2 separate regions of the Homo sapiens genome follow, and region 1 is linked to region 2. Evidence: read pairs that join two places in POLR2A ChIA-PET (ENCODE). Cell type or tissue: Panc1. All regions are shown on one strand. Each heading gives the region's core, and the rest is flanking DNA. Links, peaks and the distances in the headings are about the cores only.

Region 1 (7,920 bases), core at 1,881-5,880, 430 kb before region 2:
TTACCGGTAATTTCTCCACAGTAAATATATAGGTACTTTTCATAGGGCAATTTCTTATATGATTCTTTAAATTAGACCAATAAATGAACACCAAAACGTAATTTTATATAATTAATCTATATGGGGCCAGAAAACTATGTACTCATGTACAAGCTTTTTGATAATCTGGCTTAACCCATGCACTCACATTGAAGCTCCTAGAGAGACTTGGAAGGATTGCATATCTTTTAGGCAGTCCTCAATTATGCATCTTTAAAGTGTACCTTTGTTAAGAAGCAGATTGCAATTATAACATGTTGCCAGTTAGATTTCAAGTTAACTCACAGTTAAGTTTCAATGGACTGAAAAGGAGAATTGACTTCTTGTGAAAATTGAGTTTAAGAAGAACAGAAAGCTAACCAACCTCTTCATTCAGATGGGTGTAGAAATCATTGGTGAGCAGGGCTGGACCAGGATTCTTGTCTTGAATATGAGTCATGGAAGCAGGTTGTTCAACAGAAGAGCAAACTAAAAATAATCGTCTGGACACAGTGGCTCATGACTATAATCCCAGCACTATGAGAGGCCACAGTGGGAAGATAGCTTGAGGCCAGAAGCTCAAGACCAGCCTAGGAAACATAGTGAGATCCCGGTCTCTACAAAAAACAAAAAAGAAAAAAAAAATTAGCTGGGTGTAGTTACTTTTGGGAGGCTGAGGTAGGAGGATCACTTGAGTTTGAGAAGTCAAGGGCAACAGAGCAAGAAACTGTCAAAAAATAATAATAAAACCAAACAGAAATTAAAAATAATAAATTGAAAACAGACATTTAAAGAGATGAGTCTAAACAAACAAAAAACAGAAACAAAATATAATTTTAAGGTAAAATTTATTCTAAAAATAAAATATTAATTTTAAAATATGGAAAAAGCAACTAAGTTTAAAACAATAAAGTTTGAAAATATGTGCAATATAAAAAGCTAGATCTAAAAAGCAAAGTTATGAATGAGATTATTAAGACTAAAAGTAGTTTCTAAGAATGTACAAATAAAGTAAAATTGTTTTTATTAAAAATGTAGGAGTCACCATTTAAGTTAAAGAAAAATAAGAGTGAGGCAGAAAATCCAAAATATAAGAATAATGAAATTAGAATAAAACTTAGGAATAAATGTTATACAAGTTAATAATACATTTTAAGTCAATTTTGAGGTGCTGAACCATAGAAATCAATGTTTAGTAAAGTCAGAAAACTCAACCACAGTGTAGGTAGGCTACTGGGAGTCCTTAGTAAGGAAAGGTTTTGGTTTGAGGTGGCTTGAAGGTGCATTCTTCCTTAAAGGAGCAGAACTATGCAAATTCTTTAGCCCATGTCTTTAGTAAAGGCCCTCATTCTTGTCAAAATTTTCACAATTATAAGTAAAATTGTGATAAACACTTATATACCTACATCTTTGCACTTTTTTAAAGAGAAAAGTTCTGAAAGTTTAGTTGGCTAAAGTATATACTTTTTTTAAAAGATTTTTGATGCTATGTAATGCCAATTTGTCCTCCTGTGACTGGTAGTAATTTATATGTAAACCAACAGTTCATGAAACATCTATTTCACTCCCCCCTTGTATAAGGTTATTATGATACCATTTTCATTACTGCTGATAATTGAAAAATATCTTATTTCAAATTGTGTTTCTTTTTGATTGGTATTGAGATTGAACCAACACTCATTAAAGAAGTATTTGTTTATTCTGAACTCTTCCTCTTTTCTCTGTTTATCTTCATATAAACAGACGAGAATAATTCTCACAAGGCAGATAACTTAACTGGCAAATGACTTTGGTGTAGTCATTATATACAAAACATGTTTGTCCATATCTCTTTTGTTAAGCAGGCATTTCCCAAGCTTCCTGATTACCAGCTAGGTCTCAAACCTGGCTTGATTCCTAAGAAAATGGAAATATGATGAATTGATGGTAGTTATTTAAATTCCCAAGTTTATTTGGTGACATAAAACATGCTAAGATGACTCATGAACTTCCAGTTTAACTAAAATTAAAATGAAACAATAAGTTAAACTCAAACTGTTCTGCTGAATAATCAAAAGTAGATGTCAGCTGGGTGCAGTGGCTCACACCTGTGATTCTAGCACTTTGGGAGGCCAAGGTGGGAGAACTGCTTGAGCCCAGGAGTTTGAGACCAGTGTGGGGAACATAGAGAGACCTTGTCTCTACAAAAAATATTTTAAAAATTAGCTGGGCATGGTGGTGTGTGTCTGTGGTCCCAGGTACTCAGGATGCTGAGGTGGGAGGATTGCTTGAGCTTAGAAGGTCGAGGCTTGCAGTGACCCGTGATTGTACCACCCTGCATGGGTGACAAAGTGAGACTTTGTCTTAAAAAAAAAAAAGTCTACATACCAATGGCTGGTTTAGGATTATTGAATTATCTAATTATTTTGTTTCTTTTTGCGTATCAGATCTCAAAAATGAAAGCAAAGTGATACGAAATTAATATATTTTAATTGTAACATTCTATCCAATTCAAATTTTATTTTCTGATACAATTTATGGACTACACATTTATGCTCTTGTCTAATGCATAGTTAAGTCTTCTTTGGTTGGCCTTTAAAATGTTTTTCCACTGTCCATTTAGAGGATATTGCATATTCTGAAGATAGGGTCAATGGCTTCTATCCTCTAAATCAGTGAACTAGAAAATAACGTCTGTACATTAAGAAATATTCACATCCTCACAAAAATAGTTTAAATCGTGAAAAGGGAAGACTGACATTCTCACATTTTAAAATTAGATTTCAGATTATAACAGGAAAGGTTTAAAATTTCTTAGAAAACATAAAAATTACAAAGTATATGGTAAAAAATCTTAAGTAATTTTTACTTTAATGGCAATTGTTCAAAATGTAGAGAACTGTCTGAAAGCTAGAAAATCCAAGATTGACATTTCATTAGATACTATTTTAGGATTGTTTTTCTTGGTTTTAATAGAGTTCATTGAGAATGATTTTTCAACAAGCAAAGAGACATTAAACATGTAAATGTAAGACTTTTATTTTAGGAAAATGGTTGACTAGCTGAGTAGGTAAACCCATCCCAGCATGGAATCTCTGCAGTAATAGATTAAAAGTGAAAATCTTTTGAAAAGTCATGGTAAAGATGATAAATTAAGAAAAACCATCAGAGGGCAGAACTGATAAGAAAACACAAATCCAAAATAGATGAGGTTGAAGTCAGTGTTTGCTGTTTACCTGAACAGCATCTGCCAGTAGTTGGTAACCTTGAGCCTGAATTATAATGTTGCCTGCATGCATGGAGGCTGGAAAGAAAGTACTAATAGTATGAACTTGAGTTTCATAGAAGGCTGGATCGGAGATAACCTCAAAAATCTGAGACTGCTCTTCCCAGACAGCAACACCCTCAGTGACTGAACTTGAGGGAAAACACCCTTGCGGAGGAAATGTTAATACTTGTCTGTCTTCTTGCAATATTAATTATGCATTTTTATATTTTATCATGCTTTGACATCTTGGGGTCTTGCTGATCTTGGAGAGACTGTCCCTTCCAAGGATAGCTAATTGCTAGAGATAGCGAACAACTTGCCTATGAGCATACCTTTCATATGCAAGCCAAACAATCCTGTCTCTACCTTCAGCCACCTCCTTTATTAACTCTCACACACCATACCAATATTCTCCCTGCTCTAAATCACCAACCAGGTACTAGGTAACTAGAGACCACCACTATAGCCCAAGGCCTGCTGAAATTTTAAAAACAATTTCAATCTTGTACTTGCTCAGCTTGCCTACTCCCTTTGTTCCTGAAAACAAAGAAAGAAAGAAAGAACACAATCACGGCTTTTGTCCATGTTTCCCTTTGTCCCTTCTGTCCCCTAATTGACCCTGGTGCTTCCCCAAGTGGCTTTGCATGGTGTGGCATGCCCTATCCTCTGGGGGACTGTGAGCAATAAACTCTTCTTTCAAGGCAGTTATCTCCATGTCTGTCATTTTATCATACCTGATTAAAACAAATCCCAGGTACATATTAAAACATCTTGGCTTTGGGTAGAACAGAATGTAAAATTAAAAACAAATACAAGAACAATGAAAATCCTTTAAACTCCTAACCAGAAGCCCTTACATACATAGGTATGAGGCAAGAATCACATTGCCATGTGACTTCAAAACCCAAGTCAATAATTAAGTTAAAGTGATTCTGGATTGGTGATGGCCCCATGAGCTTGGCAAAAGGAGACAAATCTGCTATGGGGGAAAGAACTTAAACAATTTCCAGGCAATTTTTAGAGTTCCAGTGAGTATCATCTCACAACAAAATACCATTAAAAACATGAAGAAATAAGTCATAAACAAAGTTAGCAGAAATCAAATCAAATTAAATTCTCCTTTCCTCAGGGCCCAGTGGCTTGGAACTTCTGCTTATGGTGGAGGTAGAGAAAACAATTTCTCACAACCTTGTTCCTTTTCCAGGACTTAGTTCTCTGGTGCTGGGAGTGGGGGGAAGGAAGAAGGGTCAAAAAGCCGTTTCCATATGCAACTGCCCATAGTTGATTAGCTGATGTTTATTTTGTTCGTTGAAATCGCTCTTCCATTACTTAAGCAAACCCACCATGAGGTAGATTACTTATCCTTTTCTGTTTTTTGCAGCCACACTTCTATGGTAGGCATTCAACTGCTGGTTTTCTAAAGGGTAGATGTTTGTTGGTTCTGTGAAGGGTTCTAAGGAAGCCTTACCCTTTATAGTTCCCTAGCTTGGGAGAGTCAGCTGAGGCTTAACCACTTAACCTGCTCATTTCTGCTGTGGGAGGGGCATTCTATTACTTCGTGTTGAGAATTTTCTCTTCTAGTAGCTCTCTTGAAGTGAATTAATTTATCTTATTGACAAACTAATTTCTTTTTTTTTTTTTTTTTTTTTAGACGGAGTCTCGCTCTGTCACCCAGGCTGTAGTGCAGTGGCAGTGGTGTGATTTCGGCTCACTGCAACCTCCACTTCCCAGGTTCAAGCAATTCTCTGCCTCAGCCTCCTGAGTAACTGGGATTACAGGTGCCTGCCACCAGGCCCAGCTAATTTTTTTTGTATTTTTAGTAGAGACGAGGTTTCACCATCTTGGCCAGGCTGGTCTTGAACTCCTGACCTCATGATCCACTCGCCTCGGCCCCCGCAAAAGTGCTGGGATTACAGGCGTGTGCCACCGTGCCTGGCCTGATAAATTAATTTCTAACCAGCACCTAAGGTGATTGTCAGAAATATCTGTATCCTTGCCATACAACAGAACAGGCATACAGGTTACCTCCCCACCTTCTCCTTGCTGTTTTCTCTCCTCGACATCTTTCTTGACTTTCTTTTCTCTCATCAGCAGCTGTAAGTCTAGGGCACCCGATATCCTGCTGGCTCAGTAGTTAGGAAATTTCACACAAGGGATGATCAGCAGTCACAACTTAGTGAAAGGGGTAATGGTTTTAGCAACCTCCATCTTGTAGGATGACAGAGAATATACTGGATGCTTCTCACCAATGGGAGGAGTAAGAGAAGCTGCTCCACAAATTCTCATTCCCGTCAATAACGACTTCTAGCCTGCCTTCATTTTATACAGTCCAGAGGAAGTCAGGAAGTAAAGGGTTGGAATGATGAAGAGCTCCAACTGTGCTGAAATAGTGCCCCTTAGCAAGCCTCTCTTGAATGTGATTGAGCCCACAGCCGGTAGTTTTCTGACTTTAGAATTTGGCATTACTTGACATTACACTGTGGATTCTTTCATCAATTCTGGGAAAATAAGAAAATGCATTTGCATTATTTGGCTTTAGACTGTGGATTCTAGGCATTAATTCTGGGACAATAAGAAAGTTTTCTACCAGTATTCTACAACAGTGCTATAGTAACATAACTTATCATCAAAGAACAAAAATTGTCATTCGCATAAATATTAGCATATAAGTAACATCATTGAATTATCTGTACCATATTAAAACTAACGTTTGTAATGACAATTTAAGTTTTAAAATATGGAAAACTGGTTGTTGGAAATAGTATAAAAATATAAATAATATCAGAAATGAACCATAAAGGTAAGGCTTGTGCAGTTAAATATAGGTGTATTAGTCTGTTCTCATTCTGCTAATAAAGACATACCCAAGACTGGGTAATTTATGAAGGAAGGAGATTTAATTGACTCACAGTTCCACATGGCTGAGGAAGCCTCACAATTATGGCAAAAGGAAAACAAGATACAACTTACATGGCAGCAGGCAAGGGAGCTTGTGCAGGTAAACTCTCCATTATAAAACCGTCAAATCTCGTGAGACTTATTCACTACCACGAGAACAGTATGGAGGAAACTGCCCTCATGATTCAATTATCTCCACCTGGCCCTGACCTTGACCCATGAGAATTATTACAATTCAAGGTGAGATTTGGGTGGGAACACAGCCAAATCCTATCAATGGGTAAGATCATTATTCTAGTTGCACAATTGTTCTGAATGAGTTGTGAAGAGAGCCATTCAAACTGAGAGATTCTGGGGTGTTAATTTCCTTTATGAATTCAATTTTATGCTTCTGAGATGTATCCTATTCTACACTACTTTGAACTTAGAGGGAAAAATCTTTTTAAATTTTCATTTCTAGTGTCTCTGTTTCTTAACCAGTTTAGTATAATAATAATATAAATTTTGGGTAGCTATGCAAAGTATTGTAATCCAGTCTTTCTATATATTAGTATAAGAAAACGGCAAGCTACTTCCACATAGAATATTGATCCAAAAGTATAATTAAGTAAAAAATCAATTTAAGGTCTCCTTCTCATCTGATGGCCAAAGTTTAGTAAGATTTGTTTTTACTTAATGTTTATTTATTCATGAGTTCTTACTGATTTCATACTAATAGTTAATTTCAGACTTTTGTCTTTTAAGATTGATGTATACATGAACTACTCAAATTCATGTCAAGTCCAGTATCTTTCAAAACCATTATATTTCTTTAGAAAACAGAAAGAAATTGAGAAATTCTAATTTAAAATTATGACAGGAGCCTTATCCATTGACAAAATTCTCGATTATTGAAAAGCAAAGAGTAGTTAGAACAAAGTGAAGATTGATGTAATGCTCAGTATATATCTATGAATGAATTTATTAAACCTGTAGTTGATGTAATTGGGAGAAACAATAGCTCTTGAAAACACAGCTAAGGTTTATGTATGACTCTTGCCTGGTGCAACAACTTAACAAGCTCTCTGGGGAGGGTTTATCACAAGTATCTGTATCATATATATTGCTTCCAGCTGGATTAGCAATAGTTGGTCTGTTCCTGAAGTTTCCAGATGAAGTTAAAACAAAGGGCAATACTTTTCACAGTTCCACAAAGCCACACCCTGAAAAAGAGAAATCATTTTTAAAAGTTTTATTTTATGGAAGAAATGTATCTTCAAGATACATTCCTAGAGCTTCATTTTGAAAATACCTGTTACCTTATGTATTATTCAAAAGCAAACATTCGTGAAACTCTTTTCAAATTACTTTGACCTTTTACTTTTCCACTGGCTATTTGGCCAGATAATTGATGTGACAGAGGCTTAGATTTTAACCGTTGTGTGGTGATAAAAACACAATGGTTGATTTATCTTTGTGGTGGGATATTACTTATGACCACAGAATTTTAGATTGTCACCTGAGATCTTGGTTCCCTAAATTAGTAATTTTGCATTTTTTTCTAAAGTAATTAACTGATTAAAATGCATAGGACCTCTTTCCCAACCCACCTATTTAAAAACCCTATCATTCATGGAAAGAAACAAATCTTAATTTAAGTTCCTCAAGTTGCATTCTTCAGGTTTGAATATATAAAAGAAGAATGCAGAATTCTTTTTTGGCAAACACTATTGTTAACTGATTTCCTATTCTTCTTTTCCAGAAAACTCTAGTGGACG
Region 2 (7,920 bases), core at 2,283-6,282:
AAGACATTAGTTGCAATACAACATTACAAAAGCCTCATGCATGATTATCTCCTTTAGATAATTCATAAATTTAATATGATGTCAATAAAAATATAACTTTTTTCCCCTGGAGGTAGAAAAGTTGATTCTAAAGTTCTTATGAAATTAAAAAGATCAAATCATAAAACAGAAGACCAATTGCAGGTGACTAGTTTAACAGTTATTTAAAATACTACAAAGCTCCCATACTTAAACATTGTGTTACTTGTAAGTTAATAAACAGAAGGCTAATGAAAGGGAATAGTAAAATCAGAAATAGACCATGTTCATATAAAAATTTAGTATATATTAAACATGGCAAAATGATGGAATTTTAATAAAAGATGTTGGGACAAATGATAATCAGTGGGAAAAAACCATAAAATTTAAAGCATACTTCACAAAATCCAAATAATAAACTCAAAATAAAAAATCAATTATTCTGTAGGTTACCTGTTTACTCTGTTTATTGTTTCTTTTTCTGTGCAGAAGCTCTTTAGTTTAATTAGGTCCCACTTGTCAATTTTTTGTTTTTATTGCAATTGCTTTTGAAGACTTAGTCATAAATTCTTTCCCAAGACTGGTATCCAGAAAGAATGGTGTTTCCTAGGTTTTCTTCTAGGATTCTTATGGTTTGAGGTCTTACATTTAAATATTTACTACATCTTGAGTTAATTTTTATATATGATGATAGATAGTGGTCCAGTTTTATTCTTCTGTATATGTCTAACCAGCTGTCCTAACACCATTTATTGAATAGAGAGTCCTTCTCCCATCACTTATTTTTGTTGACTTTGTTGAAGATGAGATGGTTGTAGGTGTGTGGCTTTATTTCTGGGTTCTCTATTCTGTTCCACTGGTTGATGTGTCGGTTTTTGTAGCAGTATCATGCTGTTTTGGTTACTGTAGCCTTATAATATAGTTTAAAGTTCTGGTAATGTGGTATCTCCAGCTTTGCTCTTTTTCCTTAGGATTGCTTTGGTAATTGGGGTCTATTTTGGTTCCATATGAATTTTAGAATAGTTTTTTTCTAGTTTGGTGAAAAATGACACTGGTAGTTTAACAAGAATTGCACTGAATCTGTAGATTGCTTTGGGCAGTATGGCCATTTCAACAATATTGATTATTCTGATCCCTGAGCTTGAAATATTTCTCCTTTTATTTATGTCACTTATGATTTATTTTAGCAGTGTTTTGTAGTTCTCCTTGTAGATATCTTTTACCTCCTTGGCTAGATGTATTCCAAGTATTTTATTTTTTATACAGTCAACCTACAGAATGAGAGAGAATATTTACAAACTACATAGCCAGAAAAGGTCTAATATTCAGAATCTATAAGAAACTTAAACAATTCATTATGCAGAAAACAAATAACTTCATTTAAAAGTACGCAAAAAAATGAACAAACACTTCTCAAAAGAAATCATACAAGCAGCCAACAAGCATATGAAAAAAGGCTCCACATCACTAATCATAAGAAAAATGCAAAGCAAAACTACCATGAGATGCCATCTCACACCTGTCAGAATGGCTACTACCAAAAAGTCAAAAAACAACAGATGCTGGTGAAGCTGCAGAGAAAAGGGAATGCTTATAACTGTTGGTGGGAATGTACCTTAGTTCAATCACTGTGGAAAGCAGTTTGAAGATTTCTCAAAGAACTTGAAACAGAACTACCATTCAACACAGCAGTCCTGCTGTTGGCTATATACTGAAATGAAAGTAAATCATTCCACCAAAAAGACACATACAGTAACATGTTCATTGCATCACCATTTATAATAGCAAAGACATGGAATGCAATCAAGATAGGCGCCCAGCAGTGGTGGACTGGATGAAGAACATGTGGTACAGGCCGGGAGCGGTGGCTCACGCCTGTAATCCCAGCACTTTGGGAGGCTGAGGCGGGCGGATCACGAGATTAGGAGATCGAGACCATCCTGGCTAACACAGTGAAACACCGTCTCTACTAAAAATACAAAAAATTAGCCGGGCATGGTGGCAGGCACCTGTAGTCCCAGCTACTAGGGAGGCTGAGGCAGGAGAATGGCGTGAACCTGGGAGGCACCACTGCACTCCAGCCTGGGCGATAGAGCGAGACTCTGTCTCAAAAAAAAAAAAAAAGAAAAAGAAAAAGAGCATGTGGTACATATACAGCATGGAATACTATGCAGCCATTAAAAAAATTAAAATGATATCTTTGCAGCAGCATGGATGCAGCTGGAGGCCATTATCCAGAACAAATTAACATGTGAACAGAAAACCACTTATAAGTGAAACATTCAGACAGCTAAACATTTACTACTCAGGAACATAAAGATGACAATAATGGACACTAGAGATTACTAGAGTGAAGAAGTAGGTGGGGCGGGGTTTGAAAAGCTAACTATTGGGTACTATGCTTAGTACGTTGGTGACAGTATCAATTTTATCCCTAACCCCAGCATCATGCAATATACCCAGGTAACAAACCTGTACATGAGCCCCCTGAATATAAAATAAATAAATAAGTAAACAAAAATAAATACAAAAACTAAGTGCAAAAAAAGAAAATCATAGAAGTACTAGAAGGAAACATGTAAATTCCTTTATATTCTCAAGATGGGAACATCTTTCTATTGTTCAAAATCAGAAACAAAAAAGAAATACAAGTTCAACTACCTTAAAAAATTTCTACATGCCAGAAAACAACTCAGCAACAAAAACAAACAAACTCAAAAGATAAATGATAAACTGGGAGGAAATACATGCAAAAAGCATCATAAAAGGGCTAATATTGTTAATAAATAGACAACATTTAAAAATTGGTGCTAAAAAGACTGAATAAAAACCCACTAGAAAAATGATTAAGGGCCTCACAGTTTACAGAAATGAAAAAGCTTAGCATATGTGTAATCTGATTTCCTAAGGAGAGGACCTAAAATATATATGAAACAAAAATGGCAAAATATTTTCTGACTTTAAAACATATTGTTAGTTCATAGATCAAAGAAACACAATAAAGTCCAAACAGGATAAATACAAAAAAAAAAAACACACAAAAACCCATCATGCAAATTTCTGAAAATTAGTGATTAGGAGAAAATCTAAAAGCAACCAGGAGGTGGGGGTGGAGGAGGGCACACATCACAGATTCATATTTTGATGTCCTGAACCCAGTACCTCAGAATGTGACTATATTTAGAGATAAGGCTTTTAAATAGGTAATTAAGGGTAACTGAGGTCACATAAGTGCACCCTAATTCAATCTGATTGCTGTCCTTATCAAAAGGGGAAATTTGGAAGCATAGAGAGCTATCATGGGAATGCACACACAGAGAAAAGGCTGGTGACAAGATGGCCAGCCATCTGCAAGTCCAGGAGAGAGCCCTTAAAAGAAACTACTTGCTGATACCTTAATATTGGAATTCTATTCTACAGAACTGTGAGAAAATAAATTTCTGTTGTTTGAGCCATCCAGTGTGAGGTATTTTGTTATGGTAGCTGTAGCAAACTAATGTACACATTAAGAACAGAGAAATAAAGAGTGACCCCAGAATGAGCTTTTTGTATCTATAATGTATAGAAAGGGATAATTCCAGGGCTGTGTTGCTATTAATAGCATAGGGCATTAGGAGAGTACAGAAGGAAATTGATATAAATTATTAGTGGACTTTTCATGCCGTATAGAAGAATATCGATAGTAACCTTGTAGCTATAACTTACCCAGCATTTTTTAAAGTTTGATCCTAAGAATTAGTTCTATAGAATGTTAATAAGTTTTCTTTGGAAAATAAGGGGCTTTAGAAAATTTTGTAATTTGCTATAAATCAAATACTTTTCTTGATTCAGGAAAATGCATCTACCAAACAGCGTAAGGTAATATGTGATGGCTTTTTCTAAATACTTTAAAAACAAAAATTTAATTCACTTATTTGGACACTGATAAATGTTCACTGATTATATCTGAAAACTGCAGAAAGGAAATGTATTTTTCCCCTAAGCACGTTTGTATGATGTTGATCTTAAAGATACTATGATCTCAAATTAAATATTTGAAATATCTTTTGTAACTCTTGATTGACTGTCTAAATCTTTGCTTAATTGAGATCATGGGTACAAAATATCAGCAAGACAAGATAGCATTTCTGATTTAATTAGATTTTCCTATTTGATTAAATTGGTTTTCAACTACATTTGAGAACAAGAGAAGACCAGTTCCAAGAAGATTTTGTACTTCCAGTCTGGCCTTTTAAGACATATCAAGGTTTTTCTGGTGTAAGTATTTTACTGATTATCTCATAAAATCATTTCATGACAAATTCACAGTACAGTGGTTTTATGGTAAATGGAGAAAACAGAATGCACATAAAAATTTCTTCTAAAATCAAATCCAACTGCCTGCTATTTAGTATCCACTATACCTTCATTATGATTAGGAAATGTCAGCTGTATTTCTATTTTCTTAAATTATTATTTGATGAAGTATTTTTAAAAAACTGTTAATTCTGAATTCCATGGATTTCGCTTTAGTTGTAGTTGTTTGCCAGTTCCTTTGAGTTCAACATGCTGCAAGTTCACTCTGGTTTTAATGAATCAGAAGACTCCCACCTGGCACAGACTATCATTTGTTTGTTCAAAGTGACCTTCATTTTCTTGGGAAAGCATATTGTACAGATGACATAGTTATTCTAGGTTTCCATGCTACTAGTTGTTAAAGGAAAAAAAAAACTCAGATTGGCATATTTACTTTTTGAAGCAGAGAAAATGTAAACAGTTTTATGAGATTTAGTTTCATAAGAGTTGCACTCACCATCTCAATTATTTAAATATGAATAAAAGTGAATTCCTTCAAGACTGGTACAAAGCCAATGCTTGATTTAATAAACAGATGTATGAACAGAATTCTTTATAAGGAAACTAAATAGCTGAGAGAGGAGAAGGACAGAGCTGACATAAACCAAAAAAGTCTCCATAAAATTACAGAACATTAGAACTTGCAGTTCTCATAGAAACAATCTTCAGATAAATGGATCAAAAACTAAAGAGTGTTAGTGATTTTCCAAAGATGGTACAAGTAGGAGATTCTGTGGGATTGTCTTTGAATGTGAATAATTAGTGTGCCAAAACTTTGCATTAACATTTCCTATAGCTTGTTCCTCAAGACTAAGTGTGGTAAATCTCTGCTAATGCCAATACCTGGCTTAACAAGACCATTTATTTAGAAACTGTCACCCTAGCCAAAAACTTGTTCTCTCCATGCAACAGCTGCCTTTTGAACAATTTTCTTCTGGTCACCGTTAGGATTTTTCATTTCATTTCATTTCATTTCATTTCATTTCATTTCATTTCATTTCTGTTCTTCTCCAGGCTCCCCAACATTCTGCTACTAAATTTCCATAATCCTCTTTCCTCCTTTGTAAAATGGGAAACAAAATCATAGAACTTTTATCCATGTAGCTGTTGTTAAAGCAAATTATGATCTTGTAAGCAAAGCATTTGTCATGTTATCTGAAACATAGTAAGTTTTCAGTGTGTTTGTTCTTAATTCTAAGGAGTGATATTATTGTAAAAAGCAAGTTAATTCTGTTAAAAGTCTCTCATTTAAAGTTTTTTTCCATTCTTGCATTTGAGGGAAGTAAGAAATAACAGGCGATCAAGCATGCAGAATCTTGTCATTTTGCTTTGTTATAACAGCATATTCCAGTCATAGACTGTCATATCTCACTATTTAATTGGACATGCATGAAAGGACAGAAAAGAGAGGAAAAATAACATTTTTGTGAATATTGTTCTTTTAGTGGCATTGCAGCATATAAAACATTAGAGTTACACATCTTATTTCAAATGTAAATATTTCTTGTCTACTACTTTCTGTTTGTTCTTTACTCTGGAAACACTATTAATGCGTGTGTAAAAATCTAGTTACCATGGTGATAAGTCTGGTTTTGCTCTTAGTTGTTACCTCTTTTCTTTTCTTTATAAATTTATCTCATAACATTTTTCTAAATTTCAAATTACAATTGTTTGGTAAAATAATTACTCTAAATAATAAAATAAAAATTTATATAATTTTAGGGCAAAATTATTTAGAGCTTTAAGAATTAATAGCATTATTATAAATGACTCTCATCCTCTTGATTTTATCTAATGTACTTGATTTTTGAAAAGATGAGACCAATATTCAAGGTTGTGTTTATTAATCTTTAATTGTAGTATAAATTCTGGCACTAGGTTAGGTCAATTCTACAATAGTCATTGTGGCCTATTCATTTGGTTATCATTTGTTTAAAAAAAAAATTGTAGGCCAGGCACAGCGGCTAACACTTGTAATTCCAGCACTTTGGGAAGCCAAGGTGGGAGGATTCCATGAGGCAAGGAGTTCAAGACCTGCCTGGGCAACAAAGTGAGACTCTGTCTCTACAGAACAATTTTTAAAATGCTTTTTAAAAAGAAATGATCCAGCACAATAAGAGGCTATCCCATACATTCCTTCCCTTCGCTAGGAAATTCTCAGCACCAGCAATGCCTGATGTACAGCTGAGTCCAATTAGCTTCACAAGTAGCATGTGACCACAGTCCAACTATAACAATGCAATGAATGATCAGTGACCAATCAGAACTTCTGTGAGAATTTGAAATTTGGCTTTCAAAGGATGTAGATTCACAAGTCATGCAAATTTTTGTCAGGAATGAAAGTTCTTTTTGTAGCAAGAAGTAGGCGACTTACTAAGAAAACAGAGTGAGAAATAATTTGACTCTAGAGGGATGGAAAAAGTAGTTGCCCTGATGGCTTCACAATTCATGACTTCAACAAGGCTCAATTCTGCTTTTCCCTCATATCCCTTCGAAACATTTCCTCTTTATTTGAATGGATTCCTGTTCCTTGTCACCAAAGAAACATCAATACTAATACTCTTGGTGATGCATTTACAAGGAGATCTAATGAAGCCCATGTATGCAGGATCATTTTAAAAAGACACTGTAGTTCTATTTTGTTGGCACATAGATCCAATTTAAGTTCAGTGGCTCAAATTACACTGTTTAATTGCTTGAAAATCAGCAGAATTTGGTGGTACTTTCTTAGAGATTAACTCTTGGAGTTGAGTAGTATCCTCAAGACTTGTCAAAATATTACCAATAAGGTATTGAGATACTTTCATAAGATAACAAAGTGGCTCTAATGATAATTTCCCATTCCCAGTTGGCTTACATATTAAATACCAAAAGATAATTCTGAACTCGTGCACTTCTATTGCTCACACAGTCTTTTAAACTGAAAGCAATGTCCAATTAAGGACATAAATGTTTAATAAAAGTTGAGATACATGTTTTTAATACTGAATTTAATAAAAATATGTCACATCTTTCATTACATGAAGATCCTCATTGCCTACAGAGTAAAATCTAGAGGTAACATAAATGCAGGCACAGGTAACATAAGTGGCATAAGTGAAATAAATGCGGTCTGGCATAAGTAACAAAAGTACAGCTTCAGCATACTTTTTTAGACTCAGCATCCCAACGCTGGCCACCCTCTAAGCTACAATCATGCAGAATCACTTGCTACTTGCACAAAACACCATGATTTGGACATTCTAATGCTATCAAAATAACATCCAAGCCAGTCTCAGTTCCTACTTTCTCAATCTCAAGTATGGAGCTTCACGGGGGACAGCATTTGGAAGTAAATTGCTGTATAAGGACATCAAATATTTGGGGAAATATGACAGCTGGTATTTGTTGTTTGGAAAAATGATCCAGCTATAGAGCAGGCTTATTTGGGACCTTAAAGTGAGTAAACAGGGATCACATCATGGCCAGAGATAAATATTTTCTTTTTCTTCTTCAGGGGCCCTGGAGGCAAGGAGAAGGAATTGTTCTTGCTAGCAACTGAGCAACTGGTTACGCTCACCACAAAAA

The links. ChIA-PET counts read pairs that join two places held together with the same protein. Peaks named below come from ENCODE experiments on the same cell type or tissue, not always from the same donor. Only the 100,000 strongest peaks of a DNase experiment are listed, where the experiment ranks them.
Region 1: POLR2A ChIA-PET joins it to region 2 with 6 read pairs; 2 of 35 experiments call an interaction of 5 or more read pairs at or near these places.

The regions. Positions count from the first base shown.
Region 1 is chr4:113,880,972-113,888,891 of GRCh38, forward strand. No RefSeq gene overlaps it. Among named protein-coding and RNA genes, the nearest start is that of ARSJ, 95 kb to the right of the region's middle. RefSeq lists an enhancer at 3,577-4,078. In Panc1, for the core only: no CTCF peak of the experiment used is centred there; no DNase peak of the experiment used is centred there.
Region 2 is chr4:114,313,736-114,321,655 of GRCh38, forward strand. No RefSeq gene overlaps it. Among named protein-coding and RNA genes, the nearest start is that of UGT8, 280 kb to the right of the region's middle. In Panc1, for the core only: no CTCF peak of the experiment used is centred there; a DNase peak (open chromatin) is centred at 4,588; H3K27ac peaks cover 200 bases.